Regions from separate parts of the Mus musculus genome. Here region 2 is linked to region 1. A link is a loop called in an ENCODE intact Hi-C map of the cell type or tissue named here. Cell type or tissue: heart. All regions are shown on one strand. Region 1 overlaps LOC115485826 (a long non-coding RNA gene). Region 2 overlaps Glra1 (glycine receptor, alpha 1 subunit).

Evidence for each region. A loop is a pair of places that touch in the nucleus more often than their neighbours do. Peaks named below come from ENCODE experiments on the same cell type or tissue, not always from the same donor. Only the 100,000 strongest peaks of a DNase experiment are listed, where the experiment ranks them.
Region 2: a loop joins it to region 1, with 11 times the contacts of the local background. A loop is called at or near these places in 27 of 42 quality-filtered maps.

What each region holds. Positions count from the first base shown.
Region 1 is chr11:55,980,628-55,983,127 of GRCm38, reverse strand. All of the region lies in intron 1 of LOC115485826 (a long non-coding RNA gene), which reads right to left. Among named protein-coding and RNA genes, the nearest start is that of Nmur2, 59 kb to the left of the region's middle. In heart, a CTCF peak has its summit at 1,265 (motif pointing right); no DNase peak of the experiment used is centred here.
Region 2 is chr11:55,515,896-55,518,395 of GRCm38, reverse strand. The region is part of intron 8 of Glra1 (glycine receptor, alpha 1 subunit); the gene reads left to right. The region is part of intron 1 of Gm12236 (a long non-coding RNA gene); the gene reads right to left. Among named protein-coding and RNA genes, the nearest start is that of Gm12236, 2.2 kb to the right of the region's middle. In heart, no CTCF peak of the experiment used is centred here; no DNase peak of the experiment used is centred here.

The DNA of each region.
Region 1 (2,500 bases):
AACACCATCGAGAGATGGAGAATTCCAAGAACTTTTCATATCCCAAGTCACTGTTGGACTTAGTAGATAACTGTTTTATCTACAAGGCAAAAATATATTCTTATGAACTCCAGGTACATGGCACATCTTCACTATAGGATCTCCTCATTCTAGAAATGTCCTGCTTCCTAGGTGATGTGTTTTCAAGTTCTAACCTTTCTTAGTCACTTTCCATGGAGCACCCTACTTTGTTGCTACCCGCCAAGCAAAGGAGAACCCAGATTTAAGGACACATTAAGATGGGGAAAAAACAAACCATACGAACAAAAATATAACAAACACACACATACAAACAAACAACCTCCCCACAAAACAGTAAATAAGAAGCTATACTATACAATCAGTAAGACAAAATAATTTCAAACAAAGCAACATGAGACAAATTGTCTACAAAAATACCACTGAAGTTGTTGTGTTGATTACTTAGTGCTTGCTGGACATGAGCTCTACCCTTGAGTAACCCAGTTAGTTACCCAACCCCATTGGATAAAACTACTTTTCCTTTGCAAAAAGGAATCATTTGCAGACAGCTTTTTGCTGAGGGGTGAGAACCCATATCCACTCCCCCTCTCAGTGTTGGGATTCCATCTAGCTTGAACCTAATAAGGCCCTATTGCTGAAGGCTACACATAAGGTTTTTGTGGTTAGTCACCTTTGTCTTTCTTCCAGGGAGTAGAAAGACAGATAGCTCAGAAATAAAGTGCTTGCCCACAAGCCTGAGGACCAGTGCTTGATCCCTAAACCCCATGCAGTTGTTGTATCTTACCCTCAGACAGATGCTCATGGGCTCCCTCAAGCAAGCTGGTGAGCAAAACCACTTGGAATCAGAGCTCTGGATGTATCCAGAGATTCTGCCTCAACAAATAATGATGATGGCAGATACCCAATGTCAACTTAGAGATTCCACACTCTGACACATGCATATTTACCTGAACACTATGTGCACTCACATATGTACAAACATGAGTACACCCAACACATGCTCTAGAATAAATCTGGCTAAGATCCCCTTAACTCTTGTCCATGACGTTGTCACTCCATCCCAAAGCTTCTTCATGCCTCCTTCCTTCCCTAACTATTTCATTCCATACAACATGGTGACCAGATAATGCAAAATTTGCATTGTTAATGCCAGCTCACTTGTCTGCATTTGTCCTTCAAGGCTGAGAAGCAGTCTGGCCTGAATCTCTGAGGATGCTCTGTATGGTCCAAGGAGATGGAGAGACATGCCCACCAGGGGGCAGGATGACTTGTCCTCTCTCTGAAGCTGGTTCAGTTCTATCAGATTTCCTATGGGCTGCAGCTGTGTTGCAGAGGCCAGTCTGACGACTGCCTTCCTGCTAAAGCTGGGGTTCTCAGCCTATGGGTAGAAACCCCTTTGGGGTCTAATGACCCTTTAACAGGGCCTAAGACTATCTGCATGTTAGATAATTACATTACAATTCATAACAGAAGCAACAAAAATTAATTTATGGTTGGGAGTCACCACAACATGAGAAGCTGTATTAAGGGGTCACAGCATTAGGAAGGTTGAAAACCACTGTGATAGAGTGATAGGTGGTCTGTTCTTTAGAATTGGGAGAGATCAGAGAGACATCAAATTCAAACCATTTCCGCTGATAGGATCTCTACTGAAGGCAGACTTAAACCCAGCCCCAGATCCCAAACTCTTTGTCACCTCCTTAGAGTCTCAAGGAACATCACAACATGGTGCCTTATTTATAGTGGAGCAAAGTAGGGCCAACTGTCTAAGAAATGCTCAGAACAAGGATAAACCTGGGTTGTAGCCAGTGCTTTAAATAAAAGATCACAGGAGGTAGCTGTTCTGTGTTGCTATGTGTGTGTTTGTTAGGGGGGACATTTAGTGATGCTTCAACAATGAGACCCACATTATATGACTGTCTCTCCCTCCCTGTGCAGCAGGCTCTGAGCAGCAGACCCTGGATCTAGTTTTGCCCAATCCATCACTGTCATGTTTCCCCAGATATATTTACTTCTCTAGGTCACCCCTGCCTCCATGTGTAAAGATACCAAGGAGCAAACTTTCAACTCGAGGAAGAAACAAAGGAAATCCAAACACACCCTTATATCTCTCTACCAACGGCCATGGCCTTGAAAATTCCATCTAGTGATCCAGTGATGGTGAATGCCTGTAATTCTAACAGTAAGAAGGCTCAGGAGTTGGAGGCAGGAGAATCTGGAATTCAAGGCCATCCTTGGTTATATGGTGAAACCTAGGCCATCCTGGGCTACATGTCCACCACATGTAGGCCCAGTGATGAACTGGCTCTAAATGGCTATATCACCGCTCTGCTTCCAATATTCTATAAGGAATATTCATTTGCCAATATTCTCCAAGTAGAATTATCTGTTCTCTGCAGACAGCAACCTTTTATCATGGATATTCACTTATTTAGCACAGTATGCTTGGATATGAGGATGGGTCATGGTAACTTGTGCT
Region 2 (2,500 bases), 460 kb after region 1:
GGTCAGAGGACAACTTGCAAGAATCTGTCCTTTCCTTCTATTGTGTGGGTCGTGGAGATTGAACTCATGTTTTTAGACTTAGCGGCAGGCACCTTTACCCACTGAGCCATCTCACTAGCCTAAACCTACTTTATTCTTTTTTTTTAATGTTTTTAAAGTTTATTCTTTTTATTTTATGTCTATGAGTATTCTTCCTATGTTTGTGTGTATGCCTGGTGCCCAAGGAGACCAAAAAGGGGCTCCAAATGCTCTAGAACTGAAGTTAGAGACACTTGTGAGCCACTATGTAGGTGCTGGGAACCAAACCCAGGTCCTCTGCAAGGACAGCCAATGCTTTTAACTTCTGAAGAAGCCATCTCTCCAGGCTGGCTTCTCCTTGGAGCATTCAGTGTTGCTCGCAGTTTTCCGTGCTTTTTAGTTCTGAGTTAGAGCTGCAGATGTGTAGAGACCATTGACACTTCTGTGTCACACCATTATCATGCAGCCAGCATGGATGCTGTGTCATGCTGTGTGGTGATAAAGGCCATACAAAACGGAAAACAACTACTTCTATTCTCTAGCTCCTAACAGTAAGGGCACGTGTATGTTTAGCTGTCATAAAGTTTCAACTAGCTCCTAACAGTAAGGGCACGTGTATGTTTAGCTGTCATAAAGTTTCAAGGCCCCTTTTAGGTCCTGGGGCCTGGAAAGTCTTGGCTCCCCCATTCCTCTGCTTGGCCCTGGTCTAAAGCCTCCATCACCTTCCTGGCCACAGGCAGTGCCTACTCTGCCCACCAGCCCTCGTCATATGACCCGCATTCTCTTACTTCCACCATGAATGCTGGACCAGATGCAGTCATCGATCATAAATGTCCTGATCATTGGCCCTGTGCCTAATGCAGGATGCAAACCAACAGAATGAAAAGAAGAAAACTTTAAAAGAGGCTTGGGTGGACTGGAGAGCTGGCTCAGACATTGGGAGCCCTTGTAGAGGGCCCAGGACTTGTAGAGACCTAATCTTGCAGAGAGGGCAGGTTTGATTCTCAGCACCCACAATGGTAGACCACAACTGTCTGTATCCCCAGGCTCAGGATACCTGACACTCTTTTCTGGCCTCTGAAGGCACTGCATGCACTTACAACACAAACATGCATGCAAAGAAAACATCCATGCACAGAGAAATAAATTAATCTAAGAAGAAAAATGAAGGAGGCTGGGACTGGTGAATATTTCACTTATTGGAGAAATAATTTTACAAGGCTTTGTGCTTCTGCACCCAAAACTCTGCTTGTATGTTCAGTATTTGTTGCATTTAGGGGTTTGTGAGTTGGTTTCTTGCTGGGTTTGAGAAATAGGGCTTCCTATGCTTCAAACTGGCCTCCATCTGGAAGCTAAGCCCTCTGGGACTCTTGACCCTCTTGTTTCTACTTCCAAGCACTGGAATGTCAGGCTGAGCCATGGCTGCTCTCACAGAGCTTCCTCTCATCCTTCCTATGCTGCGGCCCCTTAATACACTTCCTCATGTTGTGATGCCCCCCTAAATGTAAACTTTTTTGTTGCCCCTTCATAACTGTACTTTTGCTACAATTATGAATTGTAATATAAATATCTGTGTCTTCTGACAGTCTTAGGCAACCCCCGAGAAAGCGTCATTCAACAACCCTCAGAGGGGGGTCTCGATCCACAGACTGAGAATTGTTGCTCTAATGGGAGAGGTAGCAGTCAGCAAAGGAATTAGACCCCAGTGGGATCAGAGCTCTTCCTCTGGGGCACTCCACACAGCAGCTACCCTGTCTTTGGGAACTCAAGGACGGCAGCTAAGTGGGAGGCTGGGGTTCAGGTTTGGAAGCAGAGGTAAAGCAGAGAGGATAACTTGAATTGAACCAAAGAAGAAAAGCCCAACATACTCAAACATAAGGAAATGTGTCAGAGTGACTGAAGAATAGTGTCACACCGAGAAAGGCAGGAAATAAGAGGGAGCAGGTGGACACACTCCAGGAAGTCTGAGGCCTTCTTTAGCAGCGGAAGAATTTAAGTGTCCTGAAGTCAGTGGCAGCTACTAGGAAGTTCTGATTAGAGCCAGGCACGGTCGCACACAGCCATAATCCCAGCATTTGGGATACTGAGGCAGAAAGACTGAGACGACGTCCAGCTTAGCCAGATGGTGGGAAGATTAAGGTATCCGCTCCTACACTTGGCCACTAAAGTGCTCATGGTTTAAGTGTTAGGATCAGAGTCCTAGCAACCTCATATGTGCCATAACCTGCCTGTGATCTCAACTCAAGGGAGGCAGATACCGGAGATACCTGGAGCAAGCTGGCCAGTCAAACTAGTCAAACAGCTGAGCTCTGGGTTCAACTGAGAGACCTTGTCTCAAGAAATAAAAATGAGGATCCAAAAAGATACTTAGCATCAACCTCTGACCTCTAAATGTATATACATACACCCACATGTGCATACGTGCACAGTATGAACACACACATACACACAAAACAAAACAAACCCACTGGCCCTTCAGTCC